2 separate regions of the Homo sapiens genome follow, and region 1 is linked to region 2. The links are chromatin contacts, found by Hi-C or POLR2A ChIA-PET in ENCODE. All regions are on one chromosome and are shown on one strand. Each heading gives the region's core, a stretch centred on a gene start or an enhancer-like site at or near the end of the contact. The rest is flanking DNA. Distances are from core to core; before and after follow the strand shown.

Region 1 (7,576 bases), core at 2,839-5,338, 39 kb before region 2:
GGCTTACGCCTGTAATCCCAGCACTGTGGGAGGCTGAGGCAGGTGGATCACCTGAGGTCAGGAGTTCGAGACCAGCCTGACCAACATGGTGAAACCCCGTCTCTACTAAATACAGAAAATTAGCTGGCCGTGGTGGCGCATGCCTGTAATCCAGGCTACTTGGGAGGCTGAGGCAAGAGAATCACTTAAACCCAGGAGGCAGAGGTTGCAGAGAGCCAAGATTGCGCCATTGCACTCCAGCCTGGACAACAAGAGTGAAAACTCTGTCTAAAAAAAATGACCCTAGGAAAGTTGGAGATTTGGCTGGTGCTAACCCCAGGCAGGGTACTAGGTGGCTCACATGCAGGCCTGGCTTCATGGGCACTGCCCTGTGCAACTGCACAGGACTCATGCTTACAAGGGCCTCACACTTATTTTATGCTCTGCTGACACTATCTAGAAATTCTTAATCACTTTGAACAAGGAGCCCCGCATTTTCATTTTCCTCTGGGCCCTGCAAATTAATATATAACCAGTCCTGCTAATATACAGGTTTCTCATTTACTCCACACAACCACCCTAGGAACTAGAATTCCTTATTATTATCAGCCTCACGTACAGATAAGGAAAATGAGGCTCTGAGAAGTGAAATACTCATACAAGGTCACATGGCAAGAGAGGCAGGGTGGCACTCAGGCTTCTCAAATCCCTGAGCCCTGGAGCCAGTTCACTGCAGTGAACCCTGTGTGAACCACTGAGTGAAACCTGGAGTGTGGTTTATCAGTTTTCGTCACATACTGGGGGTACATTGTGACTGAGCAAATAAAAAGGGAGTTTTGCTGATAGCCTGGCAAGTTGGCAAGACATTTTCTGGGCATATTAAGGAAAATACACTTGCAGCTCTAACCCAGAGTATGTTTAAACAACTACAGGAGCAGGCAGGGGGAAGGGAAGGGCCTGACCTGAGAAGTCAGGCCCGAAGCAGCCCAAATCCACTATTTATAGTGCTGTGGCCTATTTTGGCCTGCCGGGTGGCCCTGAAAATTGCCCTGAGAACTGGGCCTAGAAACAGACCATGGAAACCAGGCGCCTTCATTCTGGGGTATGGCTGGAATCATGCTGGGCACAGACAAAAGTTTTCTTGATGAGCTCAAGGATGTTTTTTTAAAAAAAACAAAACAGGATTTTCTTTGACAGGGAATTAAAAAAAATACTCATTTAAGGAACATCATCAGGAAATGATCAGGAATATATTCTTAGGGAGAAAATGCATGGATCAGACCCAGCCAATACAGAGCTAATACTTATGAGCCCTTAACCATGTGCCAAGCACTGTGCAACCTGCACCATTTCATTTATGCCCTCACATATGACCCTGTGACAGCAGCAATATTATTATCCCCATTTTACAAGAAAGGAAACTGAGGCTTAGGAAAATTAAGTGATGTACTGAAGGTCACATTGTTGGCAAGCCAGGATTAAAACCCAGATCATGGCACCCTACTAGGCTGTCACCCATAGGGCTGCTTCTCAAACTTCAGCATGCAAAGACTCTCCTGGGAACCATGTAAAGATGCAGATTTTGATTCAGGAGGTCTGGATGGGGCCTGAGATTCTGCATGCCAACCAGATGCCAGTTGATGATGATAATAGCACTGGTTCTTGGACCATAATTTGAGTAGCAAGGATGCAAACAAATATTACAAGTTTTCCTGCTTCTACTTTTATCCTCTTACAATCTGTTCTCTCTGCAGCAGCCTGAGTTATTGTATTGGTCTCCATTGCTGCATAACAAACATCCCCCAGGCGTGGCAGGTTTAAGAAACAACACAATTTCTGAAGATTAGGAACATAGGAGCAGCTTAGCTGGGGCATTCTGGCTTAGGGTTGAGGCTGCAGTTAGGATGTCAGCTGGGCCTGCAATCATCTGAAGGCTTGACTGGGCTGGAGGATCCACTTCCACAATGGCTCCCTCCCATGGCTGTTGGCTAGAGGCCTCAGTTTCTTGCCATGTAGGTGCCCCCATAGGGATGATCAAGACCAGCTGGCATCCTCCAGAGGGAATGATCCCAGAGGGAGAGAACAAGTGAGCACAAGACTGCTGTGTCTTTAATAACCTAATCTTGGATGTGGCACACCATTATTTCTGCCATATTCTACTGCCACACATATTAACCCTGATACAATGTGGGAAGAGACTCCCCAGTAATGGGAATCCCAGGGGGTGGGGGTTATTGGGGAGTCACTGTGGATGCTGACTACAGTTTCCTGATGAAAACTCAGATCATGTCATTCTTCTGCCCATCATTTCTTATCAGTCAGAATAAAATCCAAAGTTCCAGCATCCAAATGAAAGCTCACCTTTGATTCTACAAGATCTGTCCCCTGACTGCTTCCTCATCTCCTCTCCCATTCACCTCTAGCTCACTGCTTTATTTTTTCTTTTTTTGGGGGGTGGGGGGGTGGGGAGTGGTTTGAGACAGGGTCTTGCTCTGTCACCCAGGCTGGAATGCAGTGGCATGATCTCAGCTCACTGCAAGCTCTGCCTCCCGGGCTCAAGCCATCCTCCACCTCGGGTTCCCAAGTAGCTAGGACTACAGGTGTGTGCCACCACACTCAGCTATTTTTTTTTTGTATTTTTTGTAGTGAGTTCATTTCACCATGTTGCCCAGGCTAGTCTCAAACTCCTGTACTCAAGTGATTTGCCCGCCTCAGCCTCCCAAAGTGCTGAAATTACAGGTGTGAGCCACTGAGCCTGGCCTCACTTTTATTTTCTAATATATATATAATGTATTTTTTAGACAGAGAGTCTCGCTCTGTCACCCAGGCTGGAGTATAGTGGTGCAATCATAGCTCACTGTAGCCTCAACCTCCTGGGCTCAAGCCATCCCCTCACTTTAGCCTCCATTAGCCTCTACCACCATGCCCAGCTCCAGCTCACTTACACACTGACTCTCTTGCTGGTCCTCAATACATCCAGCACCCTCCTGCTCCTGCAGGCCTTTGCATGTGCTTTTCCTTCTGCCTAGAATGAACTTCATTCAGGTCTCAGATCAAATAACACCTTCTCAGAGAGGCCTTCCTTGACCAAATTCACCATCTAAAATAGTAGCCGAGATGTCTTTTCAGGCTTTTGCATTTCTGACTACCGGATGGCCTCACCCAGACCTGTGCTGTGACTCAACCAGTCCTGTGGCTCCCCACCCAGAAGTAGACTCAGCACATGAGGACTGCTTTCCACACCCCTATGAGTTCATCCCCAACCAATCAGCAGCACCCATTCCCTAGCCCCCCCACCCCACCAAACTATCTTTGAAAAACCTCTAGCCTCCGAGCCTTTGGGGATATTGATTTGAGTAATAACTCTGTCTCCCATGTGGCATGGCTGGCCTCGTGTCAATTAAACTCTTTCTTTACTGCAATGCCTGGTTTCTATGAATTGCTTTTGTTTGTACAGCACACAGGAAGAACCCATGGTGTGGTTATAAGATGTAAATGTATATTGTGAGCTGCTGAGTTTTGGAGTTTGGGGGTGATTTGTTATGCAGCATTATTGTGACAATAGCTAACTGACACACTCTTTGACATTATGTTACTATGCATTTATTTGTATCTGTTTACAGTCTCCTGAAAGAATGCAAGCTCCATGAGGGCAGGGACTTTGTCTCCTTCCCTGCAGGTTGCCTAGCATCCAGAACAATGCCTGCCTGCCACATTGTAAGCACTCAATAATTACTAGTGAGTGAATATTAGCAAATGAATCCATCTCATTGTAGCACCTGCTTGCTTAACTATGATGCTATATTGCCTTCAAATCAGACCCCAAATTGCAAAGGATCAAAAAATAATTGTCTTGCACAGGAGATCTAGGCAGCATACTATTTACCAGGAAAATGTGACTCATACACCAAGCTGCTGGCCATTCTCTGTGCCAGATGCCATCTCTCTTCACCTGGGCCATATCTGAAGTCAGCCAGAAACGACAACCAACCCCTGCCTGAGAACGGAAGTGCTCCTTTAAATGACACTGGCTCACCTGGTTGGCTGGCTGTCCCCGGAGGAAAGCCAGAGACAGGGCTAATGAGCTCACACAAAGGGAGGAAATGCACCCCCACCCCCCTTCCTGGAACAGCTGCAGCAGGAGACGCCCCTCTCTGGAAAGGAGGAAGAGGAAGCTGGGGAAAGCAGACCAACAATGTGGGGAAGCCACATACTCAAGAGAAAGCAGAAGGAAAAAAGAATCTGGCGCTTAAACAACGATTGTTGGAACTTTACGATGAAATATAATACAAATCAAGACCAACTCCTAAAGGTTTCTTTGGTCCTGCCATCTCAGGGCTCACCCTGGGTTGAAAGTATTGTGAATGAGAAATGTTTGGCTAAATGCCAGCCCATCAGCCACACTGGTATTGTGTTTTTCTTTAAATACAAATACTGGCCAGGTGCAGTGGCTCACACCTGTAATCCCAACACTTTGGGAGGCGGAGGGAGTGGATCGCTTGAGCTCAGGAGTTTCAGACCAGGCAACATGGCAAGACTCGTCTCTAAAAAAATACAAAAATCAGCTGGTGTAGTAGCTCACAGCTGTGGTCCCAGCTACTTGGGAGGCTGAACTGGGAGGGCTGTTTGAGCCTGGGAGGTGGAGGTTGCAGTAGGGTGAGATTGCACCACTGCACTCCAGCCTAGGTGACAAAGTGAGACCCTGTCTCAAAATACAACAACAACAAAAAAAACCACCACACACACACATACACACAACAAACCTTTTACCTCTGTTTAGGAAATAGAACCTCAAGTACTTTTTTATTTTATTTTTTTTTTGAGATGAAGTCTCCCTCTGTCACCCAGGCTGGAGTGCAGTGGTGTGATCTCAACTCACTGCAACCTCTGTCTCCCAGGTTCAAGTGATTCTCCTGCCTCAGCCTCCCAAGTACAGGCATCCACTACCATGCCCAGCTAATTTTTTTTTTGTATTTTTAGTAGAGACAGGGTTTCACCATATTGGCCAAGCTGGTCTGGAACTCCTGATCTCGTGATCCACCTGCCTCGGCTTCCCAAAGTGCTGGGATTACAGGCGTGAGCCGCCGCACCTGGCAAAGAACCTCCAGTACTTTTCAAATAGGAAAGTCACTGATATATAATCACCTCCATACTGACACCATTCATTTCTGCATCTACAGTTTACAGAACACTATCTCCTGTGTTGTTACATTTAGAGACTGGGCACGGTGGCCCACATTTGTCATCCCAGCACTTTGGGGGGCCAAGGTGAGAGAATCACTTAAGGCCAGGAGTTCGAGACTAGCTTGGGCAACATAGTGAGACCCCCATCTCTACAAAAAAAATTAGCTGTTTGTGGTGGTGTACAACTGTAGCCCTATCTACTTGGGAGGCTGAACTGGGAGAATCGTTTGAACTCATGAGTTCAAGTCCGTAGTGAGCTATGATTGCACCACTGCACTTCAGCCTGTACAGCAAACTAAGACCTTGTCTCTGAAAATAAAAAATAAAACATTTTAATTCCATGATAACTTGGTGAGCTAGACTGGGCAGCTATTATTATTCTTCATCTAAAAAGAAAAAAAGTTGTGATTTATCATTCAGTGATTTCTCCTGAATCATAAAACTGGTAGGTAGCAAAGTCAATTCCAATACATCAGTGGGTCTCAATCCTGGCTGCATGTTAGAGTCACCTGGGAGCTATTAAACAATACCCATCTCTGGCTGGATGCTGTGGCTCACACCTGCAATTCCAGCACCTCGGGAGGCTGAGGTGGGCGTATCACTTGAGGGCAGGAGTTTGAGACCAGCTTGGCCAACATGGTGAGACCCTGTCTTTACTAAAAATGCAAAAATTAGCCGGGTGCAGTGGCGTGCGCCTGTAATCCCAGCTACTCCGGAGGCTGAGGCAGGAGAATTGCTTGAACCTGGGAGGTGGAGGTTGCAGTGAGCTGAAATCATTCCACTGCACTCCAGCCTGGGTGACAGAGTGAGACTCTGTCTCAAAAAACAAAAAAACAAACAAACAAAACAAAACAAAACAAAAAAGCCAACAATAGCAAACCTATCTCTTGTTCTCACTGTGACCAGTTGAACAAGAATCTCAGGGGAATAAGACCCCAGGTATCAGAAATTAAAAACAAAATCTGTCAGTGGATGGCTTTGATGAACAGTGAAGCTCGAGACCATCACAATCCATAGGTTCAAATAAACGAGTCTTACGTAAAAGTCGTATGTGTTTATTCCTCAGCAGAGTTAAGAACCCCTTCCTTCATGTTTCTCCTCTTGCTGGGTTCTACAGTGGAATACTGTTCAGCAATAAAAAGGAAGGGACTACGCACACACCCAAACACGTGGGACAACAGCAAACGCATGGAGCCAAGTGAAGGAAGCCAGACTCGAAGGCTACATGATGTATGACTCCATTTATGTAACATGCTGGAAAAGGCAAAAGTATAGGAGCAGAAAACAAATCAGTGATTTCCAAGGTGAGATGGGAGCCTGCTTTGTGCCTTTGAAGAACTTAAAGGAGGGCATTAGTTGGCTTTTTAAAAAGAACCCCTATTCAGGAAAATAGAGCCAACAGCTGCAACAACAATAACAACAACAGCCAATATTTCTTGTGGATTTACTATGTCCTTGGCACTGTGCCATGTTCCTTATGTGGACTGAAGCATCTGATTCGATCTTCATAGGCAGGAATTATTACTCCCATTTTACAAACAGAAAACTGTGGCTCAGAAGTTACATAATCTGCCCATGGTTATTAAAACCCATTTATGCCTAGTGTTCCATTATTGGAACGCTAAGCACGTGGGAGTTATTTATATCCTACTGCTCAAAGTCGTCACCAAAGTCTGGTTGCAAAAATTCAAAAAATTACAATCTCAGGCATAAATGGGTTAATAACCTGACACGTTGGGATTCAAACAGGTCTGTCTGCTGCTAGAGCCCACATTATTAACAAATTGCCATAGGGCATGTTTTACCTGGAAAAAAAAAATAAGTCTTTGTCTTCAGCCACAACATTGAAGACAAGAAAGTTAAGGCCAGTAATGAGAACTTCAAGTGACCTTTCAGAAAAAATAAAACCTGTCGTGCTTAATAGCCCAGCCAGCTGCCCGACTTGGAGAAACCTCTCTCCCTCTCAGTGCTGAGCCTTAAGTTGTAATTTCCGCTTTTTGTAGAAAAATATGGGAGGAACTACAAAACCTTTTATTTGTATTGTTTAAAGGTCCTTTCCATACGTGTTTGGTTTTTATCCTGAGCTGTTTTCATCATCTATTTTCTATCTAACTATGTAGGCCAGATCTTCTCTAAATAGAAAGGAGTGGTTTTTCAGAATAAAAAATAAAGTTAAATCAAATCAAAACACACCTGAACACCCACCACTTTTAACTGAGTCTTCTGAATGCCCTGCCTTTTAGACTGTCCGCTGATTCAGTGCATATTCTCCAGTGAAGTATAACACGTGTAGCGTGGAAGGCTTTCTCTGTGAGGCCAAACTGTTCTCCAAATGACTTGCGGTCTATGATTCCTTGTCAGTTAAGACTGTGAAGAGGCTGGGTGCAGTGGCTCATGTCTGGAATCCCAGCAC
Region 2 (7,385 bases), core at 1,672-4,171:
CAGATGACTGCACCCCCTGTGACATCTTAACTACAACCTCATGGGAGACTCTGAACCACGACCACCCAGCTAAGCGGCTACCAAATTCCTGACCCAGAGAAACTATAGGATAATATTTATGACTTTAAGCCACTAAATTTGGGGGCAATTTGTTACACAGTAATAGATAAATAAACACTTGCCCAAGATCATAGGATCAGTAAGTGGTGGAGATATATTTTTGTTTGTTTGTTTTTTGTTTTTTTGAGATGGAGTCTCACTCTGTCACCCAGGCTGGAGTGCAGTGGTGCGAACTTGGCTCACTGCAACCTCTGCCTCCTGGGTTCAAGCAAATCTCCTGCCTCAGCCTTCCGAGTAGCTGGGATTACAGACGCACACCACCATGCCCAGCTAATTTTTGTATTTTTAGTAGAGACAGGTTTTGCCATGTTGGCCAGGCTAGTCTCAAACTCTTGACTTCAGGTGATCTGCCTGCCTCAGCCTCCCAAAGTGCTGAGATTACAGGTGTCAGCCACTGCACCCAGCCAGTGGTGGAGATTTGAATACTGGTTTATCTATCCCAAAAGCTCAGGCTCTTAATTCTGCCTGAAGTACTACTGTAGTTTATATTTCACTACCTTTAAAAAGCCTTGACAGAGTCTCCCCCTCGAAAGTTATCTTCCTCCAATCTGTATCATTAAGCTGTACTCAAACTGTCCATCCATAATACTCATATAATCACCTTATTTGTCCAAGACCCATCTCACTTCATGGTCAACTTCCCAGCTGTGGGCTCCCAGCTTTAGTACCTACATCCTAGTGTTGTTGTGAAGATTAAATGAGATGGCATGTATCAAAGCTCTTAGTGAAGCAATGGCTCAATTATATTATTTATTAGTTCCTGGATGCAGTACTTTTTCTGTCCTATGGATGGATAAGCTCTTAATCCTGGCTATATATTAGAATTACCTAGGAAGTTTAAAAAAAAAAAAAAAAGCAAAAAAAAACAATGTTCAGGCTATACCTGAAGATTATGATTTAGTCATTCTGGGTGAAGTTAGGTACCACTATTTTCCAAAGTTCCCTGGGTGATTTTATTTTATTTATTTATTTGTTTATTTATTTATTTATTGAGATGGAGTCTCGCTCTGTCACCCAGGCTGGCGTGCAGTGGTACCACTGATACAGGAGTGCTGGGAAGGGAAGAAGGGGGTAGGGGAAGTGCTCCGTAGAGGAGGGCGTGGTCCCTGGCTAGGGCTTCACCCCCAGGGACCTAGATGAGAACAGCCATTTCCTGCCAAATGTTGCATTTCCCAAGACCACCCTGGCTTGCCACACCCCCCGTCCTGGGCATATAAAAGCCCGAGACCCTAGCGGGCAGACACCCAGGCAGCCAAACGTCGAGAGGAGCACTTCAGCGGAAAAAGATACAAGCAGCTGCTCACGGAGAGGATGTTGAGAGGAGCACACCAGCAGAAGAGCACACGGCAGGCACAGGCACCTGGCAGGACGAGGCTGAGTTTGGCCAGGGCAGTTAGTCGGAGGAAAGCTGTGGCCGCTGAGCAGCCCAACTCCATGGGAAAAACCATGGTGCCCTTCTGGCTCCTCCATCGGCTGAGAGCTACTTCCACTCAATAAAACTTTGCACTCATTCTCCAAGCCCACGTGTGATCTGATTTCTCTGGTACACAAAGGCAAGAACCTGGGATACAGAAATCCCTCTGTCCTCGCAACAAGGTAGAGGGTGAATTGAGCTGGTTAACACAAACCGCCTATAGATGGCAAACTAAGAGAGCACCTGGTAACATATGCCCACTGGGGCTTCAGCTGTAAATTCACCTATAGACACCGCCATCGGGTGGGAGCCCGACAACCTGCCTGCCTGTATGCTCCCCTAGAGGTTTGAGCAGCAGGGCACTGAAAAAGCGAGCCACATCCCCCTGTTGCATGCCCTGCGAGGGGGACAAGGTAATTTTTCCCGTTTCACCTTCTTGGCTCACTGCAACCTCTGCCTCCTGGATTCAAGCAGTTCTCCTGCCTCAGCCTCCCAAGTAGCTGAGATTACAGGCATGTGCCACCACACCTGGCAAATTTTTGTATTTTTAGCGGAGATGGGGTTTTACTGCATTGGCCAGGCTAGTCTCGAACTCCTGACCTCAAGTGACCTACCCACCTCGGCCTCCCAAAGTGCTGCTTTAAAGTTTTGAAACTACTGGACTAAATCAGAGGTTCTCAACCAGAGGCAGTTTTGCCTCATTCCCCTTGGGGACATACGCTAGTGTCTGGAGATATTCTTGATTGTCACAACTGTAGGAGGGTGCTACTGGCATCTAGTGAGTGGAGGCCAGAGATGCTGCAAAACATCCTACAATGCACAGGTCAGCTCCTTACAGCAAAGAATTATCCAGTCCTAAATGTCAATAGTGCCAAGGTTGAGACAACCTGGATTGGATATTTCCCGGCTCCCACCCTTGTTCTCCTTAAGAACTTTGGTTCCTGCTTGCTTCTCTGACTATTCCTACTTGAGACAAGAAGAATGCAGCATTTGAGTTCTTGCCTTGGACCAAATCTGGGCACCAACCAGCTTGGCCGCTGCCCCAGCTGGGCTGGCTCCAGGCCCACCAGGAAGGGCACGTGGATGGTCTCATGCTTCCCCACTTCCCTTTAATGCTTTGTTAACATTTGAATTACAACACTCACTACAGAAACTACAGCAAGTTGTAAACATGTCCCCCCACCCCAAGGGGCCAGGGCCATACTTTATTCATCTCTGTTTTTTCCACAGCACCAAGCTCTGTGCAGTTGAACTGGGTAGGTGTTCGATAGACATTCATTGCATCAAATAGATTAATATCACTTTAATTTTTATCATGCATCTGGGCATCTCTTTGAAAGGTCATGGATGTAGAGAATATAAATGCCCGTTAAAGCAAGAGCTCTTGTGTTTCTGTTCCTGTGGAGTGCAGCTGAAATGACCGCTACTGCTCCTTCACAGTATATTTACATGAGCTTCCTGTGGACATCAGCACCATTTAAAATTAAGGTATTTGTATAATAAATAAAGCTAAGAGGATTCTTATTAGAGAAGTTATCTTATTTTTAAGGTTATTTTTCATTGGTTATTACAAATGGAAAATTTTTTTTCAAGGCAAAGCAGCAACTTGGAGAATGATACTCAAAGAAGCTTGTCTTAGAAAAATATATGTAAATCAATAAATTTTGGGCTATACATTTCATAGCGGATAAAATCAGGCACAGGTTTGAAAGCTAAATAAGAAACAAGGTTTTCCTATGTTTCTCTCCTTTCAATGTGTAATCTTAGATTTAAAAAAAAACTGGTTAATATCTGGGGTTTTTAAAATTCTCAAAATTGCCAGAGTCAGCCAAGGGTCTATTCATCTTGGTATTCTCAAAGAGGGAAGATTTAAGCAAAATATGTGACAACTGAGAGCCGAGAGTCTAAATTTTTTTTTTGAGACAGAGTCTCACTCTGTCCCCGAGGCTGGAGTACAGTGGTGCGATCTCGGCTCACTGCAACCTCTACCACCCGGGTTCAAGCGATACTCCTGCCTCAGCCTCCTGAGTAGCTGGGATTACAGGCACGTGCCACCGTGCCCAGCTAATTTTTTTATTTTTAGTAGAGACGGGGTTTTGCCATGTTGGCCAGGCTGGTCTCGAACTCCTGACCTCAAGTGATCTGCCCACCTCGGCCTCCCAAAGTATTGGGATTACAGGCATAAGCCACCATGCCCGGCCAGATATAAACTGATTTTTTTTTTTTTTTTTTTTTGAGATGGAGTCTCACTCTGTCGCCCAGGCTGGAGTGCAGTGGAGCCATCTGGGCTCACTGCCAGCTCCGCCTCCAGGGTTCACGCCATTCTCCTGCCTCAGCCTCCCGAGTTGCTGGGACTACAGGCGCCCGCCACTATGCCTGGCTAATTTTTTGTATTTTTAGTAGAGACGGGGTTTCACTGTGTTAGCCAGGATGGTCTCGATCTCCTGACCTCGTGATCCGCCGGGCACGGTGGCTCACGCCTGTAATCCCAGCACTTTGGGAGGCTGAGGTGGGCGGATCACGAGGTCAGGAGATCGAGACCATCCCGGCCAACACGGTGAAACCCCGTCTCTAATAAAAATACAAAAAAAAAAAAAAAATTAGCCAGGTGTGGTGGCAGGCACCTGTAGTCCCAGCTACTCAGGAGGCTGAGACAGAGAATGGCATGAACCCGGGAGGTGGAGCTTGCAGTAAGCCAAGATCGCGTCACTGCACTCCAGCCTGGGTGACAGAGCAAGACTCCGTCTCAAAAAAAAAAAAAAAAGAAATTAAAGGAATAAAATAATGGCTACTCCATAGACAGAGCAGCATAAACTGATTTTATATAGCTAAATAACTAAGAGGTCTGGAAGGCTGCACTGTAGACTGAAGTGATTACTTCAATGTGGGGAGGACACCCATATTAGAATGGTCAAATAGTTTTAATTTTATCTGTCATGTTCTTTATTATATTAAAAATGGAGAATTGATGCAGGTAACTTATTATTTAAGCTTTTTTAGTATTTTCTAAGTATTTAGAAAAGCTTAGTCATATTTCCTGAGACATAATGACATTCAGAGAGACAGGAAAAAAATGAAGGGAATGGAGGGATAAATTACTTAGGATAATAATTTTTTTTTTAAGTTTTCTATTTTATTTCTGGAGTGCTTCTTGAATGAAATTACTGGCCTGATTAGGATAAGGTTAGCCTAGGCTAAGAATAACTAGAGACAGGAGTCACAAATATGACTGGCCCAGAGTCCTGGATGGATCACATCAGTTTGTTCTCTTAGATGGAAGAAAAGTATTATTAACACAATCTTAAATTAGGAATAAATTATTCAAAGCCTTGTGTCATACTCACTGTTGCTTTAGCCGCTCCTCCACAAATGGAATGGAGAAAAATTCTGTGAATGGCTCCCCTGCCCTCTTTGGATTTTGGCTGGTCATGATGCCATATGTTTGATTGACAAGAAAACAATAAGCAAGAATTCAAGTCAGTTGTTGCTATTCTGCTTGCAAATTAACACGACTGAATTCTTAGGATCACTGAATAGTCAGACACGAACAACTTACTTGTATAACCACTCAGTCAGAAAATCACAGGCAATGAATTTGGTTCTTTTCCTCTGAAGAGAGAAGAGATAATTAAATTACAACTGACCCTTAAACACTATGGATTTGAACTGCACAGGTCTACTTATACATGACTTTTTTCAATAAAGCTTAACACTGGCTGGGTGTGGTGGCTCACGCCTGTAATCCCAGCACTTTGGGAGACCGAGGCGGGTGGATCACTTGAGGTCAGGAGTTCGAGACCAGTCTGGCCAACACAGTGAAACCCCATCCCTACTAAAAATACAAAAATTAGCCAGGCGTGGTGGTGGGCACCTGTAGTCCCAGCTACTCAGGAGGCTGAGGCAGGAGAATTGCTTGAACCTGGGAGGTGGAGGTTGCAGTGAGCCGAGACCTCACCACTGCACTCCAGCCTGGGCAATAGGGTGAGACTGTGTCTCAAAAAAAACAAAAGAAACTTAACACCAAGTGTGCCTGCCTCTCCTGCCTCCCCTTCCACCTCTGCCACCTCTGAGACAGCAGGACCAATTCTTCCTCTTCCTCCTCCTTCTCAGCCTACTAAACCTGAAGATGAGGAGGAAGACCTTTATGATGATCCACTTCCATTTAATGACTAGTAAATATATTTTCTCTTTCTATAATTTTGTTAATAAATTTTCTTTTGCTACCTTACTTATAAGACTATAGTATATAATACATAAAACATACAAAATTTGTGTTACTGGTAAGTCAACAGTAGGCTATTAGTAGTAGGGTATTAGTAGTTAAGTTTCGAGTATATAATACATATACAAAATTTGTGTGACTGTTAAGTCAACAGTAGGCTATTAGTAGTTAAGTTTTGAGGGAGTCAAAAGTTTTAGAGGATTTTCTTTCTTTCTTTTTGTGACAGGGCCTCATTCTCTCATCCAGGCTGGACTGCAGTGGCGTGATCTCAGCTCACTGCAACTTCTGCCTCCCGAGCTCAAGTGATCCTTCCACCTCGGCCTCCCCAGTACCCAAGACTACAGGCACACACCACCACGCCTGGCTAATTTTTGTATTTTTTGTAGAGATGGGGTTGCATCATGTTGCCCAGGCTGGTCTTGAACTCCTAAGCTCAAGCAGTCTGCCCTGCCTTGGCCTCCCAAAGTGCTGGGATTACAGGTGTGAGCCACTGTGCCCGGCCAAAGTTATAAGTGGATTTTTGACTGCACGGGGGTTTGGCATCCGTATTGTTTAGGAGTCAACTGTATATTCTTACTTTGCCCATGTCTGAGTAGGAAAAAGGAAGGGAGGTTAATTGATTGCTTGTGTTAGATGAAATACGCGTGAATCCTTTATGAGATTTATAAGAACATCAACAAACAGTAACTTGGGCAAAGAATTCCAAAGACATTTCTTTAGTCCTCTTTCAATAAGCACATTTTCTGACATTAGGTAGTAATAAAAGACAGTGCTCATATCGAGGCTTACTACATGCTTTTGGAATTGCAGGATTTTGTTATTTAAATTTAGACTGTGATTCTCTGAGTAACTGTATATATTGCTTTACCCCAAATCCACTCAAATCCTCTGAGCAGCAGTCCTTCGGGTCTAAGTGCCACCTTCACGAGACACCCCGCACACAGGTGCCGCCAGCAGTGTGGCTGACCCTGCTAGCTCTCCACCCACGGTCCACTCTCCACTTCAACCTTATTAACAGAAACTTGATTGCTTCCAAATGGCAATCAACTCAGCCAAAGATCTACATTTCCCAGGCTCCCATGTAGCAAGGGACAGCTATGTCATACAGTTCTGCCCGATGAGATAAAACCAGACATATTCTAGGGACCTCTGAGAAAATTCTGCTTTCCTGATTTCTGCTGCCCCTTCTTCCTTGAAGTTTCATTTCACTTCTTCTAGGCTGGAACACAGATGTGGGGCTGGAAGTGGAGCAGCCCCTTTTAGCCATGAGGCCCAAAGCCACATGCTAAGGATGGTGAAGCAGGGGATAGAAAGAGCCTGTGTCTTTGCTGACTTCCTTAAGCCACGGCACCAGCCTGGGCCTGCCCTACTCTGGACATCTAAATGTGTAAGGAGAAATAAACTTCATTCGTTTTATTACCACTGTTCTTGAGTTTTCAATACAGGCAGCTGAATGCGCCCCTAAGGGATAGATACCTAGTAAACCACAAGGGAAAAGACATCCCAGAGTAATGGGGAGAAGATAAGCTGAGCCTGCCAATGGGGTGGAGCACCAGATATCCTGTCTTCTATTTCCATTTCAAGTTTGTTCTTGTAACCCAAAGAATACCAGTAAACTTCTTTTAGAGA

Evidence for each region. A loop is a pair of places that touch in the nucleus more often than their neighbours do. ChIA-PET counts read pairs that join two places held with the same protein, here RNA polymerase II (POLR2A). Pooled maps may share reads with other maps.
Region 1: a loop to region 2 is called in a map of Right ventricle myocardium inferior, with 2.5 times the contacts of the local background. The contact joins the enhancer-like site here to the promoter of IQCK-AS1 in region 2. A Hi-C loop is called at or near these places in 12 of 168 maps with a recorded cell type or tissue (Calu3, IMR-90, Right ventricle myocardium inferior and 5 more), 4 of 37 single-sample maps with no recorded cell type and 10 of 50 pooled maps. POLR2A ChIA-PET finds 5 or more read pairs at or near these places in 2 of 52 experiments (H1 and activated CD4-positive, alpha-beta T cell).

Annotation. Positions count from the first base shown.
Region 1 is chr16:19,801,568-19,809,143 of GRCh38, reverse strand. The region is part of intron 7 of IQCK (IQ motif containing K); the gene reads right to left. Among named protein-coding and RNA genes, the nearest start is that of IQCK-AS1, 39 kb to the right of the region's middle. Within about 2 kb of position 4,088, at least 19 of the 41 ENCODE cell types and tissues checked have a DNase peak (open chromatin) inside an H3K27ac peak, as active enhancers do; they include gastrocnemius medialis, heart right ventricle and psoas muscle, where a contact is called at or near this core.
Region 2 is chr16:19,761,606-19,768,990 of GRCh38, reverse strand. IQCK-AS1 (IQCK antisense RNA 1) reads left to right here and starts at 2,921. Exons shown (of 4, transcript NR_188663.1): 1 at 2,921-3,022; 2 at 5,983-6,236; 3 at 6,975-7,143. IQCK (IQ motif containing K) reads right to left here. Exons shown (of 9, transcript NM_153208.3): 5 at 5,091-5,143; 6 at 4,879-4,956. RefSeq lists enhancers at 902-1,402, 1,403-1,903.